Linked DNA regions of Homo sapiens: region 2 is linked to region 1. The links are chromatin loops, found by intact Hi-C in ENCODE. Cell type or tissue: endothelial cell of umbilical vein. All regions are shown on one strand. Links, peaks and the distances in the headings refer to the core of each region. The heading gives the core; the rest is flanking DNA.

Region 1 (16,596 bases), core at 3,699-11,698:
CACACTGTTGTGTAACCAATCTCCAGAACTCATTTCATCTTGCAAAACTGAAATTGTATGTCAATTGAACAACAACCTCCCATTCCCCTAACCCTCCAGCCCCTGGCAACCAGCATTCTATTTCTGTCTCTATGAGTTTAACTGCTCTAGGTTAAACTCATATAAGTGGAATCATGTAGTATTTGTCTTTTTGTGACTGGCTTATTTCACTTAGCATAATGTCCTCAAGGCTCATCCATGTTTCAGTATGTGTCAGAATTTCCTTCCTTTTCAAGGCTGAATAATTAAGGAGAGACATCTTTTAGCACATCCACAAGGTCCTGCTTGATCTTATTTCTGCTAATCTCTCCCACCTCAGGTCCTGTTAAACACTCACTGTATCCATTGTTTTAGCTCAGTTGAATTCTTTGCAGTTCTCCAAATAGTCCAACAGTCAGTGCTTCTTTGCCAGTGTTTCCTCTGACCAAGATAGCTCTCTGGCTATTTTTTTCACCTGGCTAACGCTTAGTGTCCTCACTAACAAACGTCCATTTTGTAATCTACCTTTAAAATTTGAAATAGGCGACTCAGATATTTCTGCATCATTTTCCCCCATGAAATATAATCTTTCATTTTCCTTAGTTTTCCATGATACAATTATAATTTAACTGCTTTACTATTCGTGGGCAATTGTGTTATGTCTTGACTTAACTATTATTATTAACACTGTGAGAAGGATGTCCTTCTGCTTCTGACCATGATGGAGTAACTCATACCAGACTTTTCCTCCTATCAGAAACAACTGTAAAACTGGACAAATATATGGGGCATCATCTCTTTGTAAGCTTTGAACAATAGACAGTGCAGGACTGTGATGCTTGGGAGAAGGGAAACACAAGGGTTATGGTATGGTTCAGTTCTGTGTCCCCACCCAAATCTCATGTTGAATTGTAATTCTCAATGTTGGGGGAAGGACCTGGTGGGAGGTAATTGGATCATGTGGGTGGATTTCCCCCTTGCTGTTCTCATGGTAGTGTGTAAGTTCTCACAAGATCTGATGGTTTAAAAGTGCGTGGCACTCCTCTTTGCTCTCTCTCTCTCCTGTTGCCATGTGAAGATGTGCTTGCTTCCCCTTTGCCTTGTCATGATTATAAGTTCCCTGAGGCCTCCCCAGCCATGGCTCCTGTACAGCCTGCAGAACTGTGAGTCAATTAAACTTCTTTTGTTTATAAGCTACTCAGCTCCAGGTAGTTCTTTATAGCAATGTGAGAACGGACTAATACAGGATGGGAACTATGTTTGCCCTCATCTTTCTGCCTGACTCCAGTATAGGCTGAAGGGGTCAAGCACATTATGGTGATTTTTCTGAGCTGAGCAGGCAGAGGTGAGAGTTCAAGACTGCTCAAGTGCCTAGAATTTACGCAGCAGGGTACTAGACTACAGGGAGATTATGGGGTGCCATTTGGGGATTCCTTCACTGGGGAGGGAGCGGGAGAGGGAAAGAGAGAAAAAGACAGAGAGAAGGAAGAGAAGAGAGAAGAGAGGCAGGGAGTGGAGTGGAAAAATATTTGAAGAAACAATGGTTGAAATTTTTCAAAGTTGGTAACAGATGTAATCTTTACATACCTAAGTTCCGCATACTCAAACAAGATGATTACAAAAAACCCCACTAGCTAAGCACATTGCAGTCAATTTGCTGAAAACCAAAGATAAAGAGAAAAATCTTTAAAGCAGGTAAAGAAAAAATACTTTGCATAGAGGGGACCAATGATACAAATTATGGTAATTTCTAAATGGAAGTGATGGAGGGGAGAAGACAATGGAACTGTATTGGTAAAGTGCTAAACAAACAAACAAACAAACCTCCTCAAAATACATATCCACCCAGCATTCTATATTTAGAGAATATACCCTTCAAAAGTGAAAGTGGAATAAAGATACATTAGCATAAATGAAAGTTGAGAGCATTCATCACCAGTAAGCTTTAACTGTGAGAAATCCTTTAGGATTTGGTTGAAGTTACAAAGAAATAATACCAGATGGAAAACCAAATCCATAGAAAAGAATAAAGAGCACTTTGCAATGGTAATTATGTGGATAAATACAAAATACTACAATTTTTTTCTTAATTTCATTAAAAGACAATTGTTTAAAACAAATGGCAAGATGGTAGACTAAACCACAATCATATTGATTAAATATAAATAGACTGAATACTCCACTTGAAAAGCAGTAATTGTCAGATTTTATAAAAAAGCAAGATCTAACTATATGCTCTCTAAAGAGATATATTTTAAGTATAGTGAAACATATATTGCAATTGGAAAAGAGATGGGAAAAGATATACCATACAAATAATAAGGATGAGAAAGCTTGAGTGGCAATATTAATGTCAAAGTAGCCCTAATTATAAGGATTCACCAGAGACAGAGACCATTTGTGATATTTAATAAAAGGGTCAATACATCATAAAGACAAAACAATTATAATGTGTATGCACCTAATAACAGAGATCCAAAATACATGAAGCAAAAATTGACAGAACTAGAGGGAGAAACAAACAAATCTACAATCATCTTAGAGACTTTAACACCCCTTTCTTGGTAGTTGATAGAACAAATAGGCAAAAAGACAAGACTTGGATGATCTAATCATCTGTCAAATTCCTTGATGAAATTGTCACTTAGAACACTCCACCCAACAACTTCAGAACACGTTCTTTGCAAATGCATGCGGGAACATTCCCCACCAGTATGATAAAATGCTTTTATAAACTTCAAAAGATTGAAATGGTAAAGGATATGTTCTCTGACCACAGCAGAATTCAATGAGAAAATGAGAGAGAAGTTCTCTATTACCCTTCTCATAGGAGAATTTTGTGATCAAGTTCTTGTTCTTTAGCAAAAAGGAAATGCCCTGAGCCTTACTAAATGGAGTTGTGAAGTCATTCTATTAATCAGAAGGACTGGTTTAAGACTCACATTGGAATGTATACATCCAAATGAATTCTCTCTCTGTTTCTCTCTCACTCTAGGTCTAGTTAGATAATTAGATAAGACAAATAGTGATACAGATCAACAGCTACTTATATGAACATACATAATGTTAATATATATAATTTAAGCCTTCAGTTTGAAATAATTTTAGATTACAGAAGAGTTGTAAAGACAATACAGAGTTCCTGCATACCCCGTACCCACTTTCGCTTAATTTGAACATTTTACATAACCATGATAAAGTTACTAAACCTAGGAAATTAACTTTGGTGCAATGCTATTAGCTAAGTTACACACTTTATTTGGATATCACCAATCATTCTACAATCAATGCCCTTTTTCTCTTCCAGGAATGAGTCCAGGATACTACACTGCCTTTAGTTATATGTCTTCTTTCTCTCCTGTAATCTATGACAGTTTCATAGTTTTACCTTTTCTTAATGACTTTGACATTTTCGAAGAGTATTAGGTATTTTGCAGAATGTCCCTCAGTTTGGGTTTCTGATGATTTCTCATGATGAGCTTGGAGTTACAGGTTTTGGGGAAAGATACCACTGAGGTGAAGTATTTTTTTTCATCACATTATATCAAAGGCTACCTGACATCAATGCGACTTTTTACTGGTGCTGTTAAATGTGATCATTTGGATAAGGTGGTGTCTTCCAGGTTTCTCCATCGTGTAGTTATTACGTTACCTTTTCTATAGTTTATTCTTGAGGGGCAAGTCACTAAGCGCAGCCCATTCTCAAGGGGAAAAGAATTAAGCTCCATCTCCAAGGGTGGATTATCAAAGAATTTGTGTACTTATTTTAAAAATAATAAATATTTGGGCAAGATACTTTGAGGCTATGTAAATATTCTGTTTCTCTGTAATGTTTTGCCCATAATTTTAGCGTTCATCTGTGAATCTTGCCACGGTTATTACTGTGGTGTCCTAAGGGTTATTTTCTATGACTTTCATTCCTTCTGCATTTATTAAAGAGAATTCTTTTATAGGGAAGAGCTGTCCCTTTTCTTTCATTTATTTATTTATTCTGTCCTTGATTTACATTAGCATGGGCTGATAGATGCTTATTTTATTCTTAGAGTTTCTAGTTGGAACTTCTTACTGATTATGTGGCTTCGAGGGGCATTGGCCCCACGTTGGTGAATGCTGCCATCCTATTTCTCCTTCCCAGATTGCAGATGACTTGTCTGCCCTGTGATCTCAGTTGATGGATGAGATCAAGAAAAGCAGTTACTTTCCGCTTTGTGCAGCTTTTTTCTTGTTGTAAAGGTGTAAGTGATGCTTTTTTTTCAGCTCTCTACATCTCTGGGCTGAAACCAGAAGTCTATTTAATGTATTTTAATGTAATGTGTACTATATTATGACATAACATAATATAATATAATGTAATAAATCAATCGTAAGAAGCTATTTTGGGGATAAGGAGGAGATACACTGATATTAACTAGATATTAGATGATACTAATTTGTTAATTTTGTTAGATGTGGTAGTGGTATTATAATGACCTTTGTTTTTAGGATGGCATGATAAAATATTTAGGGGTGAAATACGATCTTTTTGTCTTACTTTGTTTTGTTATTGCTGGGGTATTTTAATGGGACTGTTTGATCATGGAGTACTAAAGATTGAAATTGAAAGGGAGTTCACCCAGATTGCTGGTATATATGAAAACATTTGGGCCTGATTGACTTCAAGCTTTTGCCTGAATTGAGTCAATATGTAGAGAATTGTGACTGTTCTTCCAATTTTTAGACTGAGTCACTTCCTAGACCCAGAGTCCTTTGAAAAGGAGGCAGGTACACTTGAGAAAGAAAATTTCAAAAACATCACAAATGCATATGGAGACTACTTTGCTTAACCTTCCCAAAGGAACCTGCAGACATTTGCCATGGTCACTACACACAGAACAGGTAAATACCTCAAACTTCTAAGGCTTACTGAGCATTCCGTTTGGAAGAAATATCTAAAGGCATAAAGGAGAAAATAATTTCTCATAATCACACCACTGAGAGCTTTTTCTTTTCTTAATGTTATAATCCTAAGTTCTTCTATTTCCTGTGTTCTCATCATCAGTTTTTTGGTAATGATTTCTTTAAACAGGAAGCAAGGTGAATGAATAGTGAGTGTTCAAATGTCACATTATTTGCTAATTAGTAATTAAACTGTAAAACAGGACAGACTATGTTTTCCCCATGCTATTACAACATTTGGTTGTTAATGATGATAAACTAGAATACCTGGGCTTCAGAAATTTAAGTTCTTTGTGTGAAGCTTGACAGTCTTTGACAGAACTTACTTATGGACTGTCTCAGTGTAAAATATGCAAATAATAAGAAATAAGCCAAAACTTATGTGAGAGTAGGCATGGTTACTGATATTATCAAAACATAAGCTTTCTATTTCTATTATACTTTCATAAATAATCCTTTAAGAATCTTGCTTAGGATCTAAATCAGTCCTACTCTTGGCAACTCAGATAGGTTCTTTATCACTTGATGAGAACTAATCTATTAATATAAGCCATTGTTATTTGAAAGTAACATTGTGTATTTGTAGAAGAGATAAGGCAGTTATTGGGCTTGCTTGACTGTACTGTATTTCCTCAAACATACTGTAGTATCCTAGTGTCTATGCGTAAGATGTTACTTGTTTTCCATAATTTATGACCCATTGTAGCCATGGGTCAACACAAAGGAACTGATGGAGACAGGCAGCTAACAAATCGAAAAAAAAACAGAATCAGCTTCCCTGTGAGGAAGAACAAAACTATAATGATTAAAATTGATCTTCAGGCTGATAGTGAAGAGGCAGATAAAGTATAAAATTGTGAAGCATATCAATAAAGTAAACATGGATCTGTATACTAAATCCCTGAGTGCTATAGCCAGGGATTACCTTTGTTGGGTAAATTGAATTTAATACTACTTTTCAAGGTGAGATGGTAAATAGTGAAGCTTCCTACTTAAGTAAATAATGTCAAATCTAGAAGTATAAGTAGATTCAAAATAGAATCAGTTTGATATACTATTGATAGATTAGAAATTAAGATGACATTTCAGAAATAACCATCTTTAGGGGTAGATTTCCTATATAGAAACAGTCAAGCTCTCTCAAAATGTCTCTTCCTTTTTTATCAGGAAAAAATACTTGGCTTATTTGGACTGTTAGTTTTACACTTTGACTTTCTTCTTAATTTGTTCAAGATGTTTAAGTAGTTTTGGAGGTCAAATTTCTTTCTTGTACCAACCCTTTATAATGGATTTGATCTTTTGGGCCTGAGCCTCCATTTACTCCATGAGGGGCCTTTAAAAATTATTTAAATGTTGTTTCATTCAAAGTGAGCATATATACATATATATATATAGCACTACTAGGTGCTGTGGAGAATTATGATAAAAATAGTAATATTAATAATAACTAATATTTATTAGAATTTCCTGTTAGCTGAATACTGTTCTAAGTGGTTTTTTTGTTTTACTGCACTGCAGCCTGGGTGAAAGAGTAGAGTGATCATAGCAAACTGTAGCCTTGAACTACTGGGCTTAGATCCTCCCGTCTCACTGTCCCAGGTACCTGGGACTGCAGGCATGCAACACCACATCTGGCTAATTTAAAAGACAAACATTTTTATTTAGAGAGAGTCTCACTATGTTGCCCAGGCTGGTCTCCAACTCCCGGGCTCAAGCGGCCCTCCTGCCTCGGCCTCCCGAGTAGCTGAGATTACAGGTGTGAGCTATTGTGCCTGGCTTGTTCTAAGTGCTTTACATGTATGAAATCATTTAAATCCTCATCACAAGTTGATGAAGTAGGCACTGTTATAATCCCCATTTTCCAGTCGACAAGATTGAGAGGAGGAAATGTTAAGGAAAAGTCAGAATTCCATCCAGATACTTGGCTCATACTCTAATCATGAGGCTAAACTGCTTCTCACTACAAGTATCTTCATAATAACTGTGTTTTAAGTCTTGAACTTGCGTTTTAAGTCTGGTAGAGGCATAAGAAGTTTAAAACAAAGAAACAAAATCCTGAGGAAGTTCGTAAACTTCTAGTGAATGAGAGAAATGATAGAAATCTCTTCTTCCCCTAAAGTCCCAAAGTTCTTAGGGGGAGAGGAGATGAGTCTCCTTTTGACAAGTGTTATCAAAGCAGACTGTTTTCACATACACAAGGGAACTCGATAGGGCATTCCTGATGCATATAATAAAATGAGTAAATGCTGTGATGGGAGGAAATGCCTAGTATGTTGTTCTTGGGTTAATTTGATACAACAAAGGCAGTTTTGTTGTGACTCAGTAGAGGGGGTAGAGTAGAAAGGTGGAAGTTAGAAGAGTGCCAGATCCTAGAGGACTAACGATGGGCTTAAACCACACAAAGTGTAGCTTTGCCATTGAAATAAAAGTTTGGGGTCTTATTTTTTCAAGTTTCTCCCGAAATTATTTCTTGACATTCATTAGATCAGCAATGTATCTAAATAAAGTTTTTTTGTTTTCTATTATAATAGATGTTTTTCCTTTTTCTTCCCTCTGAAAAGTATGAGTAGTTAGCATTTTTTGCACATTATTTGAAAATCTAGGTGTTATATGATATTCTTATTGCCAGAGGGACATTCTGTAGGCTCTTTATAAGTGATTTTAGGATTCAGATCCTTATTATACTTTTATTAGCACTAATATTTTATCCAACTAGAAAATTAAACTTCTTCTTAAAAATTAATTCATCTAAGTGTCTGTAAATTAAAGGAACAACTAAAGATTCTTTATGCGGTGTCAAAAACTCCTTGTTTCTACAACAATAGTGTAAAACAAAGCCTATTTTTAAATATATTTTGCCCACAGTATTTGAATTTCAAATCTTCAATAAAATCTGGTTCATATTACTACCTTTAGCTTGATTTTCTAAAAATAACTGATACTTCAGTATGGTTATAATCGTAAGTTCTAACCATCGTAAGAACATAGGAAATAGAAGAACTTACGATTATAATTATAATTTAATTTTATGCCATCTCATGGCTTGTCAGAAATGCTTTGTATCAAGATTTCAAAGTGTGAACAGATTTCCTGCCACATTGATTAAGTTTGTAATTTTGGCTATTTTCCCAGCATCGAGGTCTCTGCCTTGTGTTTATGCAGGAGACTGGTAGCTTAAATTGTACTTTAAGGTTTTGTTTTTTGTTTTTAAATTAACACATGTTTAATTTCTAGTTTCTTTGTAGCCCTTTACAACTTTAATTAGGTAATAAAATGGATTTACTCTGATTTCTCTAATAAAATTTTAAATTTATTAAATATGAAATTTAGCAAATTTAATAAATCTTTTTATTCATGTACTATACAGCTTATCTTATATGCAGAGGTAATAATTGAATGTGGAACTTGTTTCCAATTACATAGATGTCTTAATATCCACTTTATCATCTCTAACGAAGGATGTGTTTTTTTATTTTGAGGTGGCAACAGAACAGAAAAGAAAACAGTGAATTGAGTAATGGGCTTAGCATTGCTGCTGCCTGGTTGTGTAACTTTGGTAAACTTCTTTGGGATTTGGTACTAACTTACAAGTCTTTGCAGTTTAGACAGCTAAATATGACTGAATGGCTGAACAAATTTTAATAGCGTATGCTTCTTTTATACAATTCATTTACCCAGTAGAGGTTTAATTGACCACCTGCTAAATGTGAAGCACTATTCTTGCCATTACCTTTTTAATCTTGGATTTGGAGTCCGCCGACATTCTGGAATTTCTGCTATCAATTTATAACATTTACTTTCCCCTCCATTACCGGGATGGCCACTTCTTATCAGTAAGGTCATGGAGGGAGAAAAAAAAAATTGGGGGCTAGACTTCCTGCTCTTAACATCCAGAAGCAATTAGGTTGTGAGGGAGTATGTAGTATTTTGGATTTCTGCCTTCTTCCTTCCATAATTTTTTTTAAAAAAGGTTCATACGTTTTGTGTGTGTCTTATGTAACAGTAATCTGCGTTATGAACTTAAATGACAAGGATCACTATTTCACATCTTTGGAGATTGACCACAGAGGTAATTAGTAACTCTTATTAAATAACTGTATGCATCATTTTTTATGTAAAACTCTTATTTGGATGCACCCCTTTGAGAAAAGACTTAGGCTCCTTCAAATATCACTGTGATATTTACTAATAAGCTCAGTTTAAGGTGCAGTAACTAAGGTTGTGTGTTTTTTTTTTTATTAAGTTCAGTTCAGCAAATATATGTGAAAAGCTTCTGGGTAAATTTATATTTGTATTTATGGGAAAACAGACAATTTTATTAATGCCTGTATTTTTCTAGTTCAGTGTTTGTCAAACTTCAAGTTTTAACATGTTGATCATGAAACCAATTGAATTGTGACCAGTATTTTAAAAGGAAAGATTAAAAAAACAAAGTAAAATATCAGTATATACCAAATAGTAAATATTGTTTACTAAACTTTGGTTTTATTTAAGTACATATCTATATACTATGTCAGTGAGAAACGTTTTTCAATTTTTTTTTTGAAAAACATTTCAAAAGCTAAAAAGGAAGTTTGAAAACGAGTTTGTATGTACAGCTGGGGTAAAGGTACGCTTCTTGTGGCATAAGTTGCCTGGAACAACTGAGGGTGAGAATGGGGATGCATTCTTATCATAGACTTGTGCCAAAGCATAAGGATGTGAGTGCCGGGAGCAAAGCAGTGCTCACCACTTCTGCAGTTTTCTATTGCAGCATTTTAAGTAATACAGGAACAAGTGGACTGGAACCAAAGGCAAAGAGGGATGGTGATGGTTAAGGGTAGGATTGAATTCATTGTCCACAGGCTAAGTGCATATACATATGTGTTTGGGAGAAGGCATCACGTAATAGTTCTTAACCTACTCTGAGAGAAGGTTGTCCACATTTCTTAAAGTATACATGTAAATCAACAATGAAATTATTTTTTAGGCACTAATGCATAGTGGTGAGAAGTGACTTGAGAATCACAGTGCTAGAGTTTGAATCACTGTTCTACTACTTGCTAGCTGTGTGACCTTGGGCTTGCTTTAACTCTCTGCACTTTGTTTTCCAAATTTAGAAAGCAGAGATAATAATACCTGTCTCATTGTGTTGTTGTGAGGATTATATGAACTAATACATGTAATGTCCTGAGAACAATGTCTGGCACACATTAAGTTACTTAATTAAAATGAGTTGTCCTTACTGTTATTATTAGACATGAGCTAGATAACAGTGGCCTCTGCATGGGAAAGATTATTTTAATTCTGATGTAGTCCAGTTTATCTATTTTTTTCTTTTGTCTCTTGTGCTTTGGTGTCATATCTAAAAAACTAATGCCTAACTCAAGATCATAGAGATTTACTCCTGTACTTTGTAGTTTTAGCTCTTTAGATCTAGGATTCATTTTGAGTTAATTTTCATATATGGTGTGAGGTAGGGGTACAATTTCATTCTTTTGCATGTGGATACCCAGTTGTCCCAGCATCATTTGTTCAGACTATTCTTTCCTCACTAGAAAAATATTTCTTTAAAGAATAATGAATACTTTTTTTTCTTTTTAGCTGCTGTCACTCAATTGGAAAAAGAATGATGAATAATTTTAAATGATTTTCCTACAGGTAAATTTAAGTCTTTTTGTTTAGATTACACATATTAAGAAATAATGGATTTCTATTTCCACAGGTGGGCTTGATCTTTATAAAGTTCTCTGTCTCTGGCAAAATAAAACAAGGCAAAACAGTCTTCTTAGTAGAGTTATTTTTGCAAGAAAGTTACTAGCCAGTTTTAATTCATCAATTGGATACTTTTTCCTGCTTGCTGGAGATATTTCAGTATTGGTGATATCTGAATTATGAAATGTTCATTATGGAAATCTTTGTCATTCACCATGCATTTTAGGAATTTGTTTCTGTGTCCATACCAGGAATAATGAATTAAGTTATCTGTTAAAAATACAGATTTTTGCTCAATATACAGGTGTAGAAGAACTCATTGTCCAAATTTGTAAGACTTTTTTTTTTTTTTTTTTTTTTTTGAGATGGAATCTCGCTCTGTCGCTCAGGCTGGAGTGCAGTGGCACAATCTCGGCTTACTGCAAACTCTGCCTCCCGGGTTCAAGCAATTCTCCTGCCTCAGCCTCCTGAGTAGCTGGGACTACAGGCATGTGCCAATATACCCAGCTAATTTTCGTATTTTTAATAGAGACAAGGTTTCACTATATTGGCCATATTGGCCAGGCTGCTCTTGAAGCCTGGATCTGCCCACTTTGGCCTCCCAAAGTGCTGAGACTACAGGCGTTAGCCACTGTGCCTGGCCAGACATTTTTTTTCTTTCTTTGTAATATTGTTAGTCTTTTGGTTAAGCGGTATTATAACTTAGTCATATGAGTAATGTAATGCAGCTTGCTGAAGTTTGGGGTTTTTTTTTTTTTTTTTTTAATAGAGATGAGGTCTCACTATGTTTACCAGGCTGGCCTTGAACTCCTGGGCTCAAATGACACAACCTTCTGCCACAGCCTCCTGATTGTCTGGGACTACAGGTGTGTACCACCACACCTGGCTTTCCTGATGAAATGTTAAATACCCAAATATTTGAGCAGAAATAATAGCTTGTGTTTATTGTTTTCCTACTATTTGTCAGGCATAGTATTAAATGTTTTACATAATTTGTCTCCAGTCCACATACCATACTCTAGTAGAAGTGGGTAACAAAACCAAGGTACTCAAAGAGGCTAATAAATAACTTGTGCTGGGTCACAGAACTAATGGGAGGCAGGGCTGAAATTTGACTCTTTCTGCCCTCAAAGTGCATTAAAGTCATGAAATTTCTCTGCTAGGCCACCTGGAAGAAAAGTGATCTTTTTTTTTCCGGTCTTTTTTGTTACTGTTTTTCAGCCGGGCGATAGTACAGTTAGGTAGCAGAATGTTAGTCCTGGCATCTGGTAGGCAGCCCTCCAAAAAAGTTTTTGATTTTTTTTTTTTTTTGTCTTAAACTTGGGAGCTACTAACTTTCAAGTCATACTTTCTTAACCAAGAGCTGGGTATTCAGGTAGCAGGAACTATCCTATGTCCTCTTGAAGGTTCAGTTGTTAAAATTAATTGGTTCTGATTATCACTGTGCTCAAGATTTACATTTCCAGTAGCCAGAGTTTGATTGGTCTAACTTGGGTCTGTGCGTTTTCTTTAGCTGGGGAGGGGAACGTACCTTGACTGATACCTTCACCAGGACTGCATGCAGTGAGAGACAGAAGTTTCCTTAAAATAATTGGGTTCTGTTATAGAAAGAAGAGGAAGCAGATACCAAGCTGGCAAAAACAATCAGGTTCCATTACATAAATAATAACCCGAATGTGAGAATAATAAATGGATAATATAATTATTTTAAGTTGGGAAATATAACTGGTTATTAGTATTGAATATCTGGTAGTTGGGTTGGGGAAAAAGTTGAGAATAAAAAAAGGCTTAAAATCATAAAAATTAATTGGAAAAGAGGATGGCTAAGCAGATACCCATGTTAGATAATGTTCATAATGGCAAACCAACCTGAAGATTTGCTTAAATTGTAGTATGTAGCCAGGTGTGGTGGTGCTCACCTGCAGTCCCAACTACTTGGGAGGCTGAGGCAGGATAATTGCTTGAGCCTAGGTTCAGGGCTACAGTCAGCTAGTGAGCTATGATTGCACCACTGCATTCCAGCCTAGGAGGCAGAGCAAGACCCCATCTCTAAAAAAAAATAAAGTAGAATGAATGAATTATAGTATGTTATGACAAATATAGTAATCTGAAGTCACTGAAAATGTTGTGTATGTGCATCTAATAATGTGAAATAATTTTTAGAAAGTATGAATGAAAAAAATCAACATTAAAGTGTGGCTAGTATGATTTTACCTATATCTCACTTATAGAAAACATAAAAGCCTGAAGCCAGTCACCAGTTTAACTGTTCTAACCCTCTTGTTGACTTGATTCCCTTTTCCCCCCTCCCCAGCAATCCTCATGTAGTTAGATAAAATTGGTTCTTCATCTGGCTTATTGCAGAAACTCTAAGCCTGTTTACTTAAAGCTTTTTGAAACCCAGAGACCCATCTTTTGAATTCAGAAGTTTTGGCTATTAAGAATTAGTTTTTTCATATGTTTGTTGGCCACATAAATGTCTCCTTTTGAGAAGTGTCTGTTCGTATCATTTGCCCGCTTTTTGATGGGGTTATTTGTTTTTTTTCTTGTAAATTTGTTTAAGTTCTTTGTAGATTCTGGATATTAGTCCTTTGTCAGATGAGTAGATTGCAAAAAAATTTTCCCATTCTGTAGGTTGCCTGTTCACTCTGATGATAGTTGCTTTTGCTGTGCAGAAGCTCTTTAGTTTAATTAGATCTCATTTGTCAATAAATTACTTTGGGCAGTATGGCCATTTTCATCATATTGATTCTTCCTATCCATGACTATGGAATGTTTTTCCATTTGTTTGTGTCCTCTCTTATTTCCTTGAGCAGTGGTTTGTAGTTCTCCTTGAAGAGGTCCTTCACATCCCTTGTAAGTTGTATTCATCATCACTGATCATTAGAGAAATGTAAATCAAAACCACAATGAGATAATCATCTCATGCCAGTCAGAATGGCAATTATTAAAAAGTCAGGAAACAATAGATGTGAGTGAGGCTGTGGAGAAATGGGAATGCTTTTACACTGTTGGTGGGAGTGTAAATTAGTTCAACCATTGTGGAAGAGAGTGTGGCGGTTCCTCAAGGATCTAGAACTAGAAATGCCATTTGACCCAGCAATCCCATTACTGGGTATATACCCAAAGGATTATGAATCATTCTACTATAAAGACACATGCATACGTATGTTTATTATAGCACAATTTACAGTAGCAAAGACTTTGAACCAACCCAAATGCCCATCAGTGATAGACTGGATAAAGAAAACATGGCACATGTATACCATGGAATACTACACAGCCATAAAAAAGAATGAGATCGGCCGGGTGAGGTGGCTCACGCCTGTAATCCCAGCACTTTGGGAGGCCGAGGTGGGTGGATCACAAGGTCAAGAGATCGAGACCATCCTGGCCACCATGGTGAAACCCTGTCTCTACTAAAATATAAAAAATTAGCCGGGCATGGCAGCACGTGCCTGTAGTCCCAGCTACCTGGGAGGCTGAGGCAGGAGAATTGCTTGAACCCGGGAGGCGGAGGTTGCAGTGAGCCGAGATCGCACCACTGCACTCCAGCCTCGGTGACAGAGTGAGACTTGGTCTCAAAAAAAAAAAGAGAATGAGATCATGTTCTTTGCAGGGACGTGGATGAAGCTGAAAGGAATCACTCTGAGCAAACTAACACAGGAACAGAAAACCAAACACCACACGTTCTCACTTATAAGTGGGAGTTGAACAATGAGAGCCCATGGACACAGGGAGGGGAACATCACACACCGGGGCCTGTCGGGGGGGTGGGTGGGAAGGGGAGGGAGAGCATTAGGACAAATACCTAATGCATTCGGGGCTTAAAACCTAGATGATGGGTTGATGGGTGCAGCAAACCACCATGGCACGTGTATACCTATGTAACGAACCTGCACATTCTGCACATGTATCCCAGAACTTAAAAAAAAAAAAAAAGGATTTGTCTCTTCTATGGGTTTCAGAAGCCTCCATTTGAAACTAGGATGCCATAATATCAAATTGTGTTCTCCATGCTCTGCTGTGTATTTCTTTTCCTATGGCAAGGGATGTCTTTGACTGAATTGGTGCGGGGAAGGTGTTTGGAGGGGACAGGAAAGTAGTGTGGACTAAGGAAACTTGCTTAGTCTTTCCTAGAGGTATTCCACTACAGCTCCACTACTGTCTTCACAGATAAGTGAGAACTGCATATTCTCTGAGAAATGGGAAGTCCAGGGTAAATCCTGTCATTTCATGTTAATAAAATCTAACAGTAAGAAGAGCTTTTACTAAGGAGAGAAAGAAAGTCATAATCAAGGAAGCTGCAGTCTCACTACTATCTTTATTTCATCCTAAAGACCTCCTTTGTCTTGTAGAACTTCCTACAGATATCAGTTTTAGAAAAGCCATATTATCATTTCCTAATTAACTTACATATATATACACATATATATATACATATATATATACATATATACATATATATATACACACATATATATATATATATATATATATATATATATATATTTATTTATTTATTTATTTATTTTTTTAGACAGGGTTTCACTTTGTTGCCCAGGCTGGAGTGCAGTGGGGTGATCTTGGCTCATTGCAGCATCCACCTCCCAGGCTCCAGCCATCCTCCCACCTCAGCCTCCTGAGTAGTTGGGACTACTGGTGTGTGCCACCACACCCACCTAATTTTTGTATTTTTAGGAGAGTTGGGGTTTCACCATGTTAGCCAGGCTCTTCTTGAACTCCTGGCCTCAAGTGATCCGCCTGCCTCAGCCTCCCGAAGTGCTGCGATTACAAGTGTGAACCACTGTGCCTGGCCTTTGAAATATTATTATAGGAAAAAAGAGGAGATGCACTTTATGTAGAGGAGAACCTTAATTTATGCTGGGACAGTACCTAAAAGATAATCCTTTATTCATACGTAAGATGAAATTGAGAGGTAAATTGGATAACTTATACTGTTGCTTTTAAAAAATTTTAACATATATATAATTTTTTTGTATTTGTCTCATTTTAGCCTGTGTAAGTTATATCTTATACAAATCTAGGTTTCAGAGAACTATATGCAAAGAAACAGTGCAATAGGATTATTTTAAAGCCATTGTTATTGTTAGAAAACATAATACCTTCGAAATTACTTCTCATGTAAGTTATGTAGGCATTTCTGTGATCACATTAGAAATACAGTGTCTTCTGTCCAGTTTAGAATAGAAATTTTCCTTTTCTTCCCTTTCTTCATACTACTCAGATTTCTATGTTTGGTAGAACAAATTGTAAGACAAAATATTTGAAATGTCACATACTCAGGTAAATGTTTAAATATTTGAAAATTTTCTGGTTTTCAGAGATTTTGAATTGCTGAATCATTCTGTAAATTAAGATATTAAGAGTAGTTTCCACAGAGTAATTATTTGAAAGCACTGAAAGCAAGGCACATGCTTAATGTAAATATTTATTGCACTATTGTACCTTTTTCTACCTCATAAAAATGAGAACAGCAGTCTGTACTTTTCTACTTCGTCATTTATAAGTCTGTTGGAGAAATGTATATTTTGTTTGCTTATTATCTTCATGCTGCAAGTAGCCTGGAAATTCTTTAAATGGGGCTTGTGATGTATTATGGATACTTCTTAAGGGGTGTAGAAGTTTCACTTTTTATTTTTTGCACAAAGAGTAATAAGATCAGTAGCCCGTGTTTCTTCAGCTCTACCCAGAGAAGGGAAATGTAGGGAGGAAAATGAAGTTTGCAAAATATTTCATAGTAGGCTTTTTCTGAAAGTAACTTCAGACTTACAGAAGTTTAAAAATAGTACAAAGAATCCCATATACACATCACCCCGATTCCTGAAATGTTAATATTTTACCATATTTGTTCATTATGTCTCTATTCTCCAAGTATTATATATGCCATTATATGCATAATATATAATATGTAGCATTTTATATAGA
Region 2 (16,596 bases), core at 4,903-12,902, 56 kb before region 1:
CATCTTGCTTGGAAAATTAGTGCACTCCTTTTCTTGTGTCCTTCCAGAACTTTGGGTCACCAGTGTGCATTTTACTTGTGGGAAATTTTCCTTGGATCATGCAACCCTTAATAAATATTACTTTTCCCTCAAATCATCTTCAAGTGTAATATAAAAAAAAGAGACTGAATTTTAGCAAGCAAATAGAAATATCTACTTCTAAATAGACACTGTGCTCTTCAAAGAAATCTCTGTGGGGTACCAGGCATTTCTTTTAATAATGATTTGGTGACTCAAAACATTTCCAAACTCCTCTTTTGGTCTTATTTCAGTGCTTGTTGCAATGGGACAAGGTCCGTTCTGGGGCCATTCCATGAATCCTCAGTTCTGTGTATGCTTTTGCATTCTCGTGCTCTTCAGGTGGCATTTATCATGTGAGCTTTGTATCATCCCAGGAGTAACAAATGCCTAATATCCTCTTGTTTACCCTCTCTCAGGATGGTTTTCTAGTATTCTCTCATTTGTACCTTCTATATAGAAGAATGTATTCCCTAAAGCGTTGGTATCTTACCTGAAAATGAATAATTCCTGTTGGACTCACCTACCTCCAAGGCCAGACATCTTCAGGATTAGAAACATAGTTTCTAATTTACACAACAAAATAATGTTTTTCATCACTGTAATCTCTCCCTATTCTTAATTTTGCCATCCTTTCAATGGAAATGTCATATTTTATTAGAGTGTTTATTAGAGAGTATTTTGACTCAAATCTCATTTATTGTACAATTTTTAGGTTAATTCTAATTTTTTCACAATATCCCTGGTTCTGAGACTATTATAGTCATTTTGGTCACCCCCAACACCATTTCAGTTAAATTTCATCCATACCTATTGCTTAGGGCAGATCAATTCAGTTAAATGTTCTTTTTGAACACCAGTTTGTAAGGAATGGTATGCCCTCACAGAAATATATCCTTTGCAAGTAGTCACTCATTTATTAATCAATAATTGGTTAATAGGTATATTCATGCATTCATACAACCACTATTAAGTGAGCACATACTCACTGCAATCATTTATTTACTGCACTACTGATAACGGCAGGTAACAAGGCCCATGATGTGATTCAGTCTCAGTGGAGCTTATTGAACAGTAGGTTGCCACTTTAAGGGCATGGAAAGTAAAATGCTGTTCAGGAAGCACATGCTACGTGTCAGCTACTAAGTGAAATATTGATAGTATTCACTTACCCCTCTCGATTTTTCAGGTTGAGTGTAACTCAAGTAATTTCTATTCTCAACAATGTTAAGAATTGCTCCCAGTGCAAAGATGGAGGAGTTGGAATTTGAACCTAGAGCTGCAGTTTACCTGGGCACCCTAACATGGACACAACTGTCTTGGCCTCAAGTTTCATTGCATCCACCAGATTCAGTTCCCATTTATTGAGAATCCTTCTGTGGGTTCTTTAACTTAGACTTTATGATAACAAATGCAGATGCCAAGAATAGTAGTGATAGCCAGTCCTTAATATAGCACTTCTTCTGTACCAGGCATTGTTCTAAGTGTTGTATGTTTATTCACTCATTTAATCTTCACAAAACTCTGTAAAAGAGATATCCTCATTCTCATTTTATAGAGAAGGAAACAGAAGCACAGAAAGGTCAAGTACGTGGCTGGGCTGGATTTGACTCCAGGTTGACTAAGTGCCAGGGTGTGTGGCTTGAACCATAATTCCATGCTCTCACTAAAGAGTTGAACCCACACTCTAAAACCAACTACGTAATAGCCACTTCATTCCACGGTAACTAGCCAGATGCGGTTGAGCAATTTTGTGTGTGTGAAGACATACATGTGCATACCCACGAAGCAGCCCCTCCTGAGGCACAGGCTTCACTAGGTTGCTTTGGTACTACCCATCAATATCTCTTTACAGGCTACTGGCCAGAAATGACTGAAATGGTGTTTCAGGGCCACAGCAACGTTGAAGTTGCCTGGGACTCTTCTTCATGGTGGACAGGCTCTGATTACACCTATTGCAAAATGCTTTTTGTGTAACTGTGAAAGGAGAAGTTTTAGAAACCTCCCAGATTTTAGGTTAAAAAAACAAAAAACCAACTTGGGAACTTCTTAGAAGTCTCCCATTTTATTTAGAAGTACCTCCATCTGTGTTTAATAGTTTACCACCTATTTTCTTCCTAGCTAGGTTTTTCTGGGTATTTGGTGTAAGCTCAGAGACTGGGTTTGCCATTTAATTATTTAGTCCCCACTACCTCTGGGTTACACAAACAACTCTTTGAACGTAATTTGAGTTTTTAAAAAAGTACTTGTGCATTGTTTTGAAACAAAGGGTTTTTATTTGTTTTGGTCAAAGGTTATTTGTGGACTACAGGCGACCCTCAAGCCTGGCGGCCTTATAAACAATGAAAATATGTTTATAAAGATGTTGCTATATATCAATAAACTACACAGCCTTAGCATTAAGAAGTTTCTAACATAGCAAGATCTTTTTAAATTAGAGTAATTTTCAGATATGTTTGAGATTAGATTAGAACAATTTTCAGTTAGATTTTTTTTTTTGAGATGAGATCTCCCTCTGTTGCCCAGGCTGGAGTGCGGTGGCGTGATCATAGCTCACTGCAGCCTTAAACTCCTGGGCTCAGGCGATCCTCCCGCCTCAGCCTGCTGAGTAGCTGGGACTGCAGGTGCATGCCACCGTATCTGGATAATCAAAAACATTTTTTTTTTTTGTAGAGATAATGTCTCACTTTGTTGCACAGGTGGTCTCAAACTCCTGGCTTCAAGTAATCCTCTGACCTCAGCCTCCCAAAGCACTGAGATCACAGGCATGAGCCACCATGCCCAGCTAATAGGTTTCTTTTTATAGTCAGTTTTGGCATTATTATAATTTGTTGTTTCCAGTCTATGTACTACAGTATTCTGTGCCTTTTGCTCAGCTCACACAATGCAATTTACATATCATTGTTCTAGGTAAGTTGAATGTGGATGTTCAATTAAAAAGTGGTGCTACCAGATTTTTAGGGCAGTGAAATTATTCCATATGATGCTCTAATGGTGGATTCATGTTCTTATACATTTGTCCAGACCCATAGAATGTAAACTATGACTTTGGGTGTTCGTGATATGTCAGTGTAGTTTCATTCATGGTAACAAATGGACTGCTGTGATGTAAAATGTCAAAAGTCAGGGAGGCCGTGTGTGTCGGGGCAGGGGGCACATGGGAAATCTCTGTACCTTCTGCTTGATTTTGCTGTAAACCTAAAACTGCTCTAAAAAAATGAAGTCTTAAAAAAGTCATGCAGCAACCATAATAAGAAGGGAGGAAGACAGGAACAGCAAATAGTGAGTGAGAAAAGCCAGAAGACAATGGTGAAATTTCCTCTCGAGAACACACACTGAGTCTGTGTGTGTGCACGTGCATGTGTGTTTTAATGGTTCAAATAATGACTCAGTTAATGTTAGCTTTAGCTTTCTGTCAAAGGACCTCTGTGTCAAACTTGCCCTTGGTTCTGGCCAATGCAGATTTTTTTTTTTTTGAGATGGAGTCTCTGTCACCCACGCTGGAGTGCAGTGGCGTGATCTTGGCTCACTCCAACCTCTGCCTCCCGAGTTCAAGCAAGTCTTCTATCTCAGCCTTCTAAGTAGGTGGGATTATAGGTGCCTGCCACCATTCCCGGCTAATTTTTGTATTTTTAGTAGAGACGGGGTTTCACTATGTTGGCCAGGCTGGTCTCGAACTCCTGGCCTCAAGTGATCTGCCTTCCTCAGCCTCCCAAAGTGCTGGGATTACAGGTGTGAGCCATCATGCCCTGGCCAGTACAGATTTCTAACTGTGACATACCTGAAGGGCTCTTGACTTCAGGTCTTGCTGAGGGGGATATGGATAGTTGCTGAGAATGATTGAACCTAGTGTTTACGAGAACCATAAGCACATTTCTCCATGGTAAAACTTCATGTGCAAAAAACTAAAAACAACAAAGCAACGTATGGCGTTATTAGTTTCCAACAGCCTGTTCACAAGAGGACTAGTGAACTCTCTGAGCCAGGTGTTGCTAGAAAGTGGTCTCTCTTTGACCCCACTGGCTCCTTTCCCCGCGGTCCTCACTCTGTTGGTCCCGCGCAGCGCTAGGTACTGAGGGATGACATTCTCTTGTGCCACAGCCCTTATATTTGTGGAAAATTTTCTTCTTCTATATCTTCTTCTATATACTTGCCTTTATGTAGTCCTTTCATAATTTATGTGTGCTCATGAGTTCTTTCAACATGAAGGCCTATGTCCTTCAGCTTTGAAAATTCTTTTATTTTCTTTAGTAATTTTCTTTCTTCCCTTTTTCTGTTTTCTCCATCTGGAATGCCTGTTAATTGGATCATGGGCCTCGATTGTAATTTTGGATTAGAATTAGAGTCAAGGGCCGGGCGCGGTGGCTCACGCCTGTAATCCCAGCACTTCGGGAGGCCAAGGCAGGCAGATCACGAGGTCAAGAGTTTGAGACCAGCCTGGCCAACATGGTGGAACACCGCCTCTACTCAAAATACAAAAATTAGCCGGGCATGGTGCCGCATGCCTGTAATCCCAGCTACTCAGGAGGCTGAGGCAGGAGAATCGCTTGAACCCAGGAGGTGGAGGTTGCAGTGAGCCAAGATCGCACAACTGCATGCCAGCCTGGGCAACAGAGCATGACTTTGTCTCAAAAAAAAAAAAAAAAAAAGGGAAAGAAAAAGAATTAGCAGTCAATCCTAATTTTTTAGTCTGCTATAGTATTGTCTTTAGCTTTTTCATTCTACTTTTCCCTCCCTTATGTTGCATTTTTAAAAACTTTAGCAAAGATATTAGTTTTAAAGACCTCTTTGTACTAATATTTGATTTTTAATACTACATTACTTCAGTCCTGTTTCATGGATGCAAAAGTAGTTATTAAGGAGAGTTTTATATTGATCTTCTGTTTTCTGCACTCATTTATTTGTTCAGCAAATGACTGTTGAATTCCTACTTTGGCATTATTTTATGCTTAGAGATATGGCAGTGCATAAAACAAAGTCTGTTTCCTTATAGAATGTGTATCTAGAAGTTTTTTGGCCTGAGCCATCTACTGAGAATGAGAATGGTATGGAGATTTGGAGGCAAGAGATTGGAGTTCACTTCAGGACGTGGTATCAGTTTCCTACTGCTCCTGTAGCACATTACCACAAACTTAGCAGCTTAAAACAACACAGCTGGCCAGGCGCGATGGCTCACGCCTGTAATCCCAGCACTTTGGAAGGCCGAGGTGGGCGGATCACGAGGTCAGGAGATCGAGACCATCCTGGCTAACGTGGTGAAACCCTGTCTCTACTAAAAAATACAAAAAATTAGCCGGGTGTGGTGGTGGATGCCTGTAGTCCTAGCTACTCAGGAGGCTGGGCCAGGAGAATGGCGTGAACCCGGGAAGGGGAGCTTGCAGTGAGCCAAGATTGTGCCACTGCACTCCAGCCTGGGTGACAGAGTGAGACTCCGTCTCAAAACAAAACAAACAAACAAACAAGAAAAACACAGCTGTATTCCCTTACAATTCTAGAGGTCAGAAGTCTGAGAACAGTTTTACTGGGCCAAAATCAAGGTGTCAGCAGGGCCACACTGCCTCTAGAGACTCTAAGGAAGAATCTGTTTCCTTGCCTTTTCCATCTTTTGGAACTGCATTCCTTGCATTCATTCTTTAGTTTGTGGCCCTTTCCTCCATCTTCAAAGTCAGCTTTTTATGTTAGAGAACTTTAGTCAGTATGTGATTGCCTTCATCTGCAGTCCTTTCCCTTTTATAAGAACATTTGAGATGATAATTAGGGTCAATTCGGCTAATTCAGGATAATTTTCCCATGTCAAAAACCTTAACTTAATCACATCTGCAAAGTTTCTTTTGCCACAGAAGGTAACATTTACTAGAGCCAGGGATTAAGATCTGGATAGCTGTGCAGGCCATTATTCGGCATACTGTAGATGTTTTGAGTTTGACATACCTCTTAGACATTCAAGTGGAATATCAAGTCGCAGCTGGTATGTGAGTCTAGAGTTCAGGAAGAGGTCTGAGATAAAGATACAACTTTGGGAGCCATGCATTTAGATATAATATTTAAAGCTAGAGGCCGCATGGGATCACCCAGCAAATGAGCGTAGAGAAAGAATAGAGGATTACTAAGCATGGAGAAACTCCAAGCAGAGGTTGGGAAGATGACAAGTAACCAATAAAGCAGACTGACAGGGAACAGGCAGTGAGGTAGGAGGAGAACCAAAAAAGAGTTAGGTGTGTCTCTAAGCATATCATGAAGAAGGAGTGAGAAACTGTATAAAATTGATAATTGGGTTAGGAAATTTGAAGTCATTAATGATTCTAACAATAACAGTTTTGGTGTATCGTGTGGTTATAAGCCTGACTTAGGACCCCTAAGAATAAGAGGAGAAAAAATAGAGTTAGCGGTTGTAGACAAATCTTTCTGAGAGCATACCTGTAACAGGAGCAGAGAAATAGAACAGAAGTTGGAGGAAGAAGTGATACCAAGAGATTTAGAAAATATTAACTACTATATATTGAGGTATAATTTCCATACAATAAAATATACCCATTATAAATTGACAGTTTGATGAGTTTTGGTAAATGTTTACACCAGAGCAACCATCATTACAATCCACCTTTAGAACATTTCCATCACCCCCCAAGTTACTTCATACCCCTTTGCAGTGAATCCCTTCGCCCCCATCCCCAGTGCCAGATAACCACTGATTTTCTTTGTTGTTATGGGTTTGATTTGTCTGTTGTAGAACTTCATATAAATGGAATCATACACTTACAGTCTTTTACGTCTGACTTGTTTGTTCAGCATCTATGTTTTTGAGATTCATCCATGTTATTGTGTCTCTTCTCCTCCTCCTTTCCACCTATTGCCTAGCCACCCCACCTCTTCCCTGCTAACTACCTTTGAAAATGCTTCTAGCCCCCAAATGCTGAAGGAGATTGATTTGAGGAATGACTCCATCTCTCACATGGTATGGCTGGCCCTGTGTCAGCCAAACTCTTTCTTTACTGCAGTGCCATAGTTTCTGTGAATTGATTTGGTTTGTGCAGTGATCAGGAAGAACCTGATGGGTGTTTATACCATCTTGAATTCCTTGTTCTCCTCCTTCTCCTCCTCCTCCTTCTCCTCCTCCTTCTCCTCCTCCGTCTCCTCCTCCGTCTCCTCCTCCTTCTCCTCCTTCTCCTCCTCCTTCTCCTCCTTCTCCTCCTCCTCCTTCTCCTCCTCCTTCTCCTCCTCCTTCTCCTCCTCCTCCTTCTCCTCCTTCTCCTTCCCCCTCCTTCTCCTTCCTTCTTCTTCCTTTCTCCTTTTTTTTTTTCGACAGGGTCTTTGTATTAGTCTGTTTTCACACTGCTATAAATAAGAACTACCTGACACTGGGTAATTTATAAAGAAAAGAGGTTATGGCTGGGCACGATGGCTCACACCTGTAATCCCAGCACTTTGAGGGGCTGAGGCAGGTGGATCACCTGAGATCAGGAGTTCGAGACCAGCCTGGCCAACATGGCAAAATCCTGTGTCTACTAAAAATATAAAAGTTAGCCGGGCGTGGTGGCAGGCGCCTGTAATCCCAGCTACTTGGGAGGCTGAGACAGGAGAATTGCTTGAACCCAGGAGGTGAAGGTTGCAGTGAGCCGAGATCGTGCCACTGCACTCCAGCCTGGGCCACAGAGCAAGACTCCATCTTAAAAAAAAAAAAAGAAAAGAAGAGAGGTTTAATTGCTACATGGCTGGGAAGGCCTCAGGAAACTTACAATCATGGCAGAAGGTGAAGGGGAGGCTGGCACATCGTATGTGATCAGAGCAGGAGGAGGACAGAGAGAGTGAATGGGGAAGTGCCATGCTTTTAAACCATCAGATCTCTTGAGAACTCACTGACTATCACAAGAACAGCAAAGGAGAAATCTGCATCCATGATCCATTCTCCTCCCACCAGGCCCCTCCTCTGACACGTGGGGATTACAATTCAAGAGGAGATATGGGTGGGTACACAGAGCCAAACCATATAAGTCTTGCTCTGTCACTCAGGCTGGAGCACAGTTGTGATCATAGCTCACTGCAGCCTTGAACTCCTGGGCTCAAGTGATCCTGCCACCTCAACCTCATGAGTAGCTGGGACTGCAGACACATGCTACCATGCCTGGCTAATTAAAAAAATTTTGTTTTTGCAGAGATGGGGTCTCACTTTGTTGTCCGACTGGTCTTGAACTCCTGGCCTCGAGCGATCCTCCCACCTCAGCCTCCTGAGCAGCTGGGACCAGAGGCAAGTGTCGTCATGCCTGGCTGATTTTTTTAAAACTTTTTTTTTTAGAGATGGGGTCTTGGTTTTTTGCCTAGCTGGTCTCAAACTCTGGCCTCAAGCAATTCTTTCATCTCAGCCTCCCAAAGCTCTGAGATTACAGGGGTGAGCCACCTCACTCAGCATGTCTATTCTTACTTCTTTTTACTGTTGAGTAGTATTCTATTGTATAGATATATTACCTTGTTTATTCATTACCTATAAATGGACATTTTATACAGAAAAAGTTTAAACATTTTTAACAAAATATATTATTAATATTCTTTATGTGTCAAAGAGCAAAATTTCAACAAATTGAGGTTAAAGATCAAATTGGCTTTTATCAGCAATTTATGAACCGGCAGCATTCAGTCTATAAATAAACAAGAGCTCCTCCATTTGTGGCAAAACAGTTGGTTTTTAAAGGTGGCTTAAGCAGGAACAAGGAAACAGCATAGTCTAAAAAGGAGATCGATTAACACCAGGTTACTTCAAGTTACTTCCCTTCTATGAATTACAGCTGAGGGGGCTTCCTTATCATGCCAGCTCAGGTTCATTGGGCCCCTTTTGATTGATTATGGTAAATCTTCTGTTTTGTTTTTTTTTCAGTTGGGGTCTCACCCTATTGTCCAGGCTGGAGTGCAGTGGTGTGATGATAGTGCACTGCAACCTTCAACTCCTGGGCTCAAGCAATCCTCTGGGCTCGGCCTTCCAAAATGTCAGGTTTAGAGGTGTGAGCCACTGTGCCTGGACAGGCTGTTGTTTTTGAAAACAGGCCTCTTTTAAAGTTTGGCATGATTACGTGGCACCTAGCAGAAGTGATTTCATTGTGGTTTGGTCTGATCTGTTGGGGCCCAGTGCAGGCGCTCATTCCATAACAATAGCCTCCCATAAATTTTATTTAACATCTCTTAATAGTTGGTATTTTTTGTTTTTATAAGAAAAGTCATTGCCTGTTTATGGTTTTAGCTTTTACGTGTTAATTTTGTGCATAGTGTGAGATTAGTTTTTTTCATATACATATCCTGTTGTTCTAGCACTATTTGCTGATAAGATAGTTATTTCCTCAGAGAATTACCTTGTCATGTTTGTTAAAAATCAACTGACTGTATATGTACAGTTCTATTTCCATTTCATTGTTTCATATATCTATCTTTATAGCAACATTACCACAGCTTATCAAAAGTCCTGAAGTCAGGTAGTGTAAGGCTACCAACTTGGTCAGATATTTGGGGATATTTTCTGTCTTCTCATTAAAACAATAATACTTGGCCAGGCGCGGTGACTCATGCCTGTAATCCCAGCACTTTGAGAGGCTGAGGTGGGCAAATCACTTGAGGACAGGAGATCGAGACCATCCTGGCTAACACAGTGAAACCTCGTCTCTACTAAAAATACAAAAAAAAAAAAAAATCAGCTGGGCGTGGTGGCACGCGGCTGTAGTCCTAGCTACTAAGGAGGCTGAGGCAGGAGAATCGCTTGAACCTGGGAGGCAGAGGTTGCAGTGAGTCGAGATCATGCCACTGCCCTCTAGCCTGGGCGACAGAGCGAAACTCTGTCTCAAAACAAACAAACAAACAAACAACCTCAATAATACTTAAAGCATATTGGTAGCTGATAGGAAAGTATGTGGGCTTTGGTTTGTGATTTGACTTTTTCATTAAGAGATCCTCTAATATCAATGTCTTTAGAGTTTCTTCCCCCTCTCATACTGTTCACTTTCTTTCTTTTCTTTTCTTTTTTTTTTGAGACGGAGTCCCACTCTGTAGCCCAGGCTGGAGTGCAGTGGCGCGATCTCGGCTCACTGCAAGCTCTGCCGCCCGGGTTCACGCCATTCTCCTGCCTCAGCCTCCCGAGTAGCTGGGACTACAGGCGCCCGCCACCACGCCCGGCTAATTTTTTTTTTTTTTGTACTTTTAGTAGAGACGGGGTTTCACCATGTTAGCCAGGATGGTCTGGATCTCCTGACCTCGTGGTCCGCCCGCCTCGGCCCCCCAAAGTGCTGGGATTACAGGCATGAGCCAACGCACCCGGCCCATTGTTCACTTTCTTTAGACAAGAATACTTTAACATATTTCCTAGAGAGAATATAGTTTCCAGCTGCAGGGTAAGAAGATGTAGTCCCAACATTTACCATTGAAGGCGTTCTTAATCCCACCCTTTTGAGCTCCATGCTTCAGACCAACTCTGTACTCCTAGTTACTTTTGACTCTCTCTGGCCCATATTTTTCCAGAGACCACATTTCCATTCTCCTAAGCAATGGGGAGAAAGCCAGTAGCCTGGCTGCAAGGAACTGAGGAAAGTAAAAGGGTCCATAGTATTTGATCACTCTCTACTTTGTATACAGATTTTCCTTCCTAGTCTCATCCTGCCTTCTGGTTCCTGGTACTTCCATTCCTGAGCCTTTCCTGGTGCTGCAGGTGCTATGGCCCCATGCATTATTATTTTTCTTTGTGCTCAGATGCTAGACCCCTTTGCTAGAGTTGCTACTACTCCCTTGTCTGTTTTCCATCTTTGAAGATTTGTTGACATCATTCATTGGCAGGTGTCTCCTCTCCTTTTTTTTCTTTGTCCTTGTGGGTATGTGCATTTTAAAGTCCTTTAATTTATTTTAGTGGCCTTTCAAAAGGTGATGGACAATTACACCTCTTCATTTCACTCTGGTATGCCAGATGTACTCTTTTCCACTGCTTTGAACAATAAACATTTCAAAAATGCTATTTCTAAAGAGGTTTGATATCCAAAGTATGCTTTGTAAAATGCCTATCACTGATCACCTGTGTCAAAGAAAATTACAACAAATTTAGTTATAGACCTAATTGGCCTTTGGTTATGATTCATGAATTGGGACAACCTCCATTCTGCAAAACAGAATGAGAGCTCTGACTGGGCAATGGCAGAACAGTGAGTTTTGTAAGGTGAGAACAAGGAAAGAGAACAACATCTAAGAAACTGATTTCTTAACATCAGATTATTTCAGGTTACTTTATTTTGGTAAAGATTAAAGCAGATGGGATTTATTTATTTATTTATTTATTTAATTTTTGAGCCAGAGTCTCCCTCTGTCACCCAGGCTGCAGTGCAGCGGCACAATCTTGGCTCCCTGCAGCCTCTGCCTCCTGGGTTCAAGCAATTCTCCTGTCTCAGCCTCCCGAGTAGCTGGGATTACAGGCGTGCACCAACACGCCTGGCTAATTTTTGTATTTTTAGTAGAGACACAGTTTTGCCATGTTGGCCAGGCTGGCCTCAAACTCCTGACCTCAGGGTGCTCCACCCGCCTCGGCCTCCCAAAGTGCTGGGATTACAGGCGTGAGCCACTGCACCCGGCCTGATGGGACATGTTTATTATGCTGACTCAGGTAGACTGGAATCTCCTGTTTTCAGGAAAAACTGGTCTGTTAAGGGATCTATCTGCTTCCTTAAAGTTTCAATTTGATGATGGGACATTTAGCATGTGTGACTCCATTTTGTTTTGTTTTGCCCTGTTGGGCCTGAAATCCCAGCTACTCAGGCAGCTGAGGCAGGAGAATCGCTTGAACCCAGGAGGTGGAGGGTGCAGTGAGCTGAGATTGCACCACTTCACTCCAGCCTGCCAGCCTGGGCAACAGAGTGAGACTCTGTCTCAAAAAAAAAAAAAAAAAAAAAAGTTTCAGTTTGATGATGGGGCCTTTAGCATGTGTGACCCCATTTTGTTTTGTTTTGTTAGTCCAGGAGCTCAGTTCAAAACAATGACTTCCTATGGTTTTTGTTTAACACCTGCTACCTGATAATGGCTTCCTTTTCTACTTGCTCAGTGCCATAGTTCTGCTCTCTAACCCGTGCATTCTGGGCTGAGTACCTTCAGTCCAGAAAAAATTTTCCTACTTTCATGTAGTCTACATACGCATATTCAAAGCTTTAAACAATGTCTGTAACTTACATCAGCTGGGAGCCTTTGTTCTGATGTCTAGATAAAGTTTAAGATAAAGTGGCTTGAAACCACAGCCTGTAGATGTAAGATGCAGACTTCTTCAATTTCTTCCAAAAACTACACCCACACAAAGCATCTGTAAGCACAGTGAATTTTAGTTTAGGAAACTCAGTTGAGTAGAGTTTAGTTTACTTAAGTAGAGTTTGAATTAGGTTGAGTTGGAGCTGATTCAAGTATGAATTGAGAAGGGTTTTAACTGAGTAGAGAAGAATTTGATTTGAGTAGGGATTGATTTGGGTAGAGAATGAGTTACATAGAAGTTGGCTTGAGTAGAGTTTGAGTTGCGTAGAGGTTGTGTTGAGAAGGTGCTGAGTTATGTAGAGATTGAGTTTTACAAAGACTGAGTACTTCAGAGAAAGTGTTGAGGAGTTTGGTGGGAGATTTGGATGGCACAAGGAACAGAGGTCTCCATTTACATAGAATAAGAAATTAAAAGTCTATATTAAGCTCTCCAAAACCCTTTAAGGCCCTTCCATTTGGGGTCGTCCCATGGCTCTTTCCAGATGGAAAAGGGAGAAAGGGTTTCTTCATAGGGTCTTGTGCTTGTTCTGCTCTCTTTTCCTACTTTTCTTTCCTCTCCTCGACTCATTTAAACAACAAAGAAATTCCTTTCCTTGTCCTCAGAGCAGTTTCAAGTGTTTCTCTGATGGCCAGATGCTCAGTGTCTCAATTTATACTGCAAGTGCTCGTCAAAGCGTTTTTCAGAACCTATTCCATCCCTAGGAGGGCATGGTGCAACTGTTAAAATAATACATTTTTTCCTACCTCATCTTAAATTGGACTAGTGATAAATTACAAAATGTTTATTCTCTGTCTTCTTTCTTTTTGGTATACATTGACTAGAATGCTAGAAGTACATTAGTGGATATTGACATGAAGAACAAAAAGGAAAACTCAGTGTTCACTCATTGGAAAATGCTAAGATATACATATAGGTCAGCCCATATATTAATAGAGTCCTTTATGTTTCCAACAAATGAACTTGTCAAAGTGGCAATGGTAATTTATTTAAAGGGAGCCATGTCAAATCGTCTATGATGAAAAGATGCCACTATACCATAGTGTCATCCAAATCTTTCCATATATATTTGTGAAATTATAAAATCCCATTTGGTAAGCATACAAGTAGCTGAAATGACAGTTCCCACATTAGATCTAAAAGTTCAAGGCAAATTAAGATAGTAGGCACCACATGTTTACCAGGTGCTTAGTACCGTTCTGGGTATAAAAGATGCATGAGTCACAGTCCTTTGCTTCAGGGAAGTTGCAAATCATATTAGTGAAATAAGATATAAGTAGAAACAATTTTTAGATCATATGAGAAAGCATATTTAAGGACTAAGCTGTGGGGTCAAGCTCTGTGTTGTAGGATTTTGGAGAAGAGAAGGATGTGATGGTTTGGTCAGATTAAAAGCTTTTGAGAGGGAACTAGAACTTCAACTGTGCCTGAGCAAGAGAGGTTGGAAACACCAGGTGAGGAGAAGGTTTTGGATAAAGCTGGAGTTGTGGGAATGGGTTGAATGAGAGTGAGGAATAGGAAGGAGGGAGACCTATGGTAGAGAAGTATTTCTTGGGATCAGCTAGGTAAGGTGGGCATAGATTGGATTCCAGGCTGAAGAGACTGGAGTTTTCTTCACAGACAGAGGGACATCTCCCAGATATGACTGTCCACAAAAAACAAAGAAAGATACAATCGTTTAACTATGAAAACATTTTACAGTGTCGCAGAGCTCCTCCTGTGGTTTTATAATAATTATGGTTCTTAGCAGAAAGAGGGAGAACAATTTTTACTTTCTCAATGAGAATGAGGTGAAGAGAACATTTTTTTAAGTACCTCAAATTCATTTGTTTTGCATAATGTGAATTAAAACAAAACTTGCTGTTGGCTCTGTAACATTTTTGCCTGCCTGTGTCTGTTGAATTGCCAGCCTGCCTTGAAATAAAATCCACTTAAAAACTATTTTCTCTTCAAGAGGAGCAGGCTTGTGAAGCTTATTGTGTTCAGCTGGTGAAGTCCCAGAGACGCTGCTAGTGCTGTCAAAGACCACCATCAATGATTCCCTCAGCGTGAGGAGACCTCTTCTGCTGGCTGTTGTAACAGAAGGATTGAACATGTTTCAGACATACCTGCTAAATGAGAGCGCAGACCCTCAGCATACAGGCATGTTTGTGTTTGGCGTCCACCTATCTCTTGCCTTTCTTCTTTCCAGACCCTCTTTCATTCTCCAAAATTCCCAGTTCTCCTTGCCGTAAATCCCTTCCGTGGTCAAATAGAGATATCTCCCTCCTTCCAGCTCCTTTTCTTTATTTCTTTTTCTTTTTCCTTTTTTTTTTTTTTTTGAGACAGAGTCTCACTCTGTCGCCCAGGCTGGAGTGCAGTGGCGCCATCTCAGCTCACTGCAACCCCCACTTTTTGGGTTCAAGGGATTCTCCTGCCTCAGCATTCCAAGTAGCTGGGACTACAGGTGTGCACCACCATACCCAGCTAATTTTTGTATTGTTATTTTTTTTAGTAGAGACAGGTTCGCCATGTTGGCTAGGCTAGTCTCCAACTCCAGTCCTCAAGTGATCCGCCTGCCTCAGCCTCCCAAAGTGCTGGGATTACAGGCATGAGTGACTGCCCCCAGCCCCATCTTCCTTTTCATTTCTTCTCTTTCAGTCTTACCTATTAGGAGTTTTCCTGGGCTGGAAATTGATTGATGCAGATGGTGGGTAAAGTGACCTCTTCCAAACGACAACAGCAGCAACAAAAACAAAACCAAACTACTTCCATTGACTGACTTACCTGAAGGCTAAGGAAGAAGTAAAAATTAGATTCTATCCTTACTGGATACTTTATGGTATTAGAAATTATTAATTACAGTATTTTAGGTATGATAATACTATTGTATGTAGGTTGAAAAAGGTTTAAAGATTTTATATATATGTAAATATATATATCAAATATTTATGGATGAAATGATACAATATCTGGAATTTGCTGGAGGGAAAGGAGGTATGCATTGGCTGTGGGTTCATGAACATTGTAGCTGGGTCTTGAGTGCTTCATATGGGTTGATAGTATTCTTTTCTGTATAGTCAAACATTTCTATAACAATTTTTTTTGAAAATTGAAGTGTACCTATAATCGGGTTGCAGTCTTTTTAGACAGGCTTGGCAGAGTTAGGAGGCTGACGACGGTCAGAGAAACCAGACTGCAGGGAGGAGCCACCTGTTTTGACTACAGAGGCTGTCAGGGATCTTACTTTTGGAGACGCCATCCCATATCATTCCAACAAATGCAAATGCACCCACGTTATGGTGATGAATGTCCTTAAGGAAATAGTATTTGAGTTGATGTAATGTTACATTTGATAATCATTTTAGATAAATATTTATTCATTTCAATTATGTATTTTTTTAAAAAAATTTTGGAATAAATACTTTTTATAGTAGGTCTCACCATTTTCATATGCTGTTGACTGAATAGCTGGAAGGCCACAGGCACTGTGTCTAGAGCAGCTAGTGGATAAAACAACCCTGAGGCAGGACCCTTCGAGAGTTTCCTGTTGGGGAAAGAAGCGGAGTGGGTACCACCCCCATTCAGACTCAGCAGGAGGGCTTGAGGATTCTGGCACTTGCTCCCACTCTAACTCTGCTTTTCTGGATACCCATGGGCACCCAGTGGGGAAGGAGAGAAATGGCTGCTGTGTGTGTTACCTGAAAATCCCATTTCAGCTATCTGATGATTTAGCCTGCTCCCACCCTCAGCTGCAGTCCATTTCCTGAGTTCTGTGGTGGATAGAGCGCGTACCTTTCCTTTCTAATTTCTCATGGGACAGTCCAGCTGTTGACGCACAGCCAGAAAAGAGAGCCTGTGCCTGGGCGACTCCGCAGGGATCTGGGCCTGGGCAGAGCTGCTGCTCCCAATGCTATGGTACAGCTGTAGAGGCAGTGGTGTTATGGGGCAAAGAGTGGGCTCAGAGTTCCCAAGGAAAATGAGGAGTGGTAGGCAGAACTGACTCGTGAGCACCTGAGAAACACTTTCTGGAGAACCTCAGAAGAAACTCAGGGCAATTTTGGAAAGGATTGGGTTCCTGTGTCAGTAATATGAGTAGGTCTGTTGCTCTCACACTGAGATTTAATGTTGGTGAGACCTCATATGTATCTGGAGATTGGTGAGGTTGGGGCATATTCAGGTTTTCTCACTGACCTGTTTTCCTGCCTTCTTTCCTTCTAGCACTCAGCGCTCATTCATTCTTCAAGAATGCTTCAAAGTAGACATTAGATTCATAGATATATAGTTTTTGTGCCTTACTTTTAAGTTCT

Evidence for each region. A loop is a pair of places that touch in the nucleus more often than their neighbours do. Peaks named below come from ENCODE experiments on the same cell type or tissue, not always from the same donor. Only the 100,000 strongest peaks of a DNase experiment are listed, where the experiment ranks them.
Region 2: a loop joins it to region 1, with 2.2 times the contacts of the local background. A loop is called at or near these places in 1 of 110 quality-filtered maps.

What each region holds. Positions count from the first base shown.
Region 1 is chr9:15,059,925-15,076,520 of GRCh38, reverse strand. No RefSeq gene overlaps it. Among named protein-coding and RNA genes, the nearest start is that of FREM1, 160 kb to the right of the region's middle. In endothelial cell of umbilical vein, for the core only: no CTCF peak of the experiment used is centred there; DNase peaks (open chromatin) are centred at 5,590 and 7,180; H3K27ac peaks cover 1,010 bases.
Region 2 is chr9:15,117,436-15,134,031 of GRCh38, reverse strand. No RefSeq gene overlaps it. Among named protein-coding and RNA genes, the nearest start is that of TTC39B, 180 kb to the left of the region's middle. In endothelial cell of umbilical vein, for the core only: no CTCF peak of the experiment used is centred there; DNase peaks (open chromatin) are centred at 9,321 and 9,461; H3K27ac peaks cover 1,089 bases; H3K27me3 peaks cover 810 bases.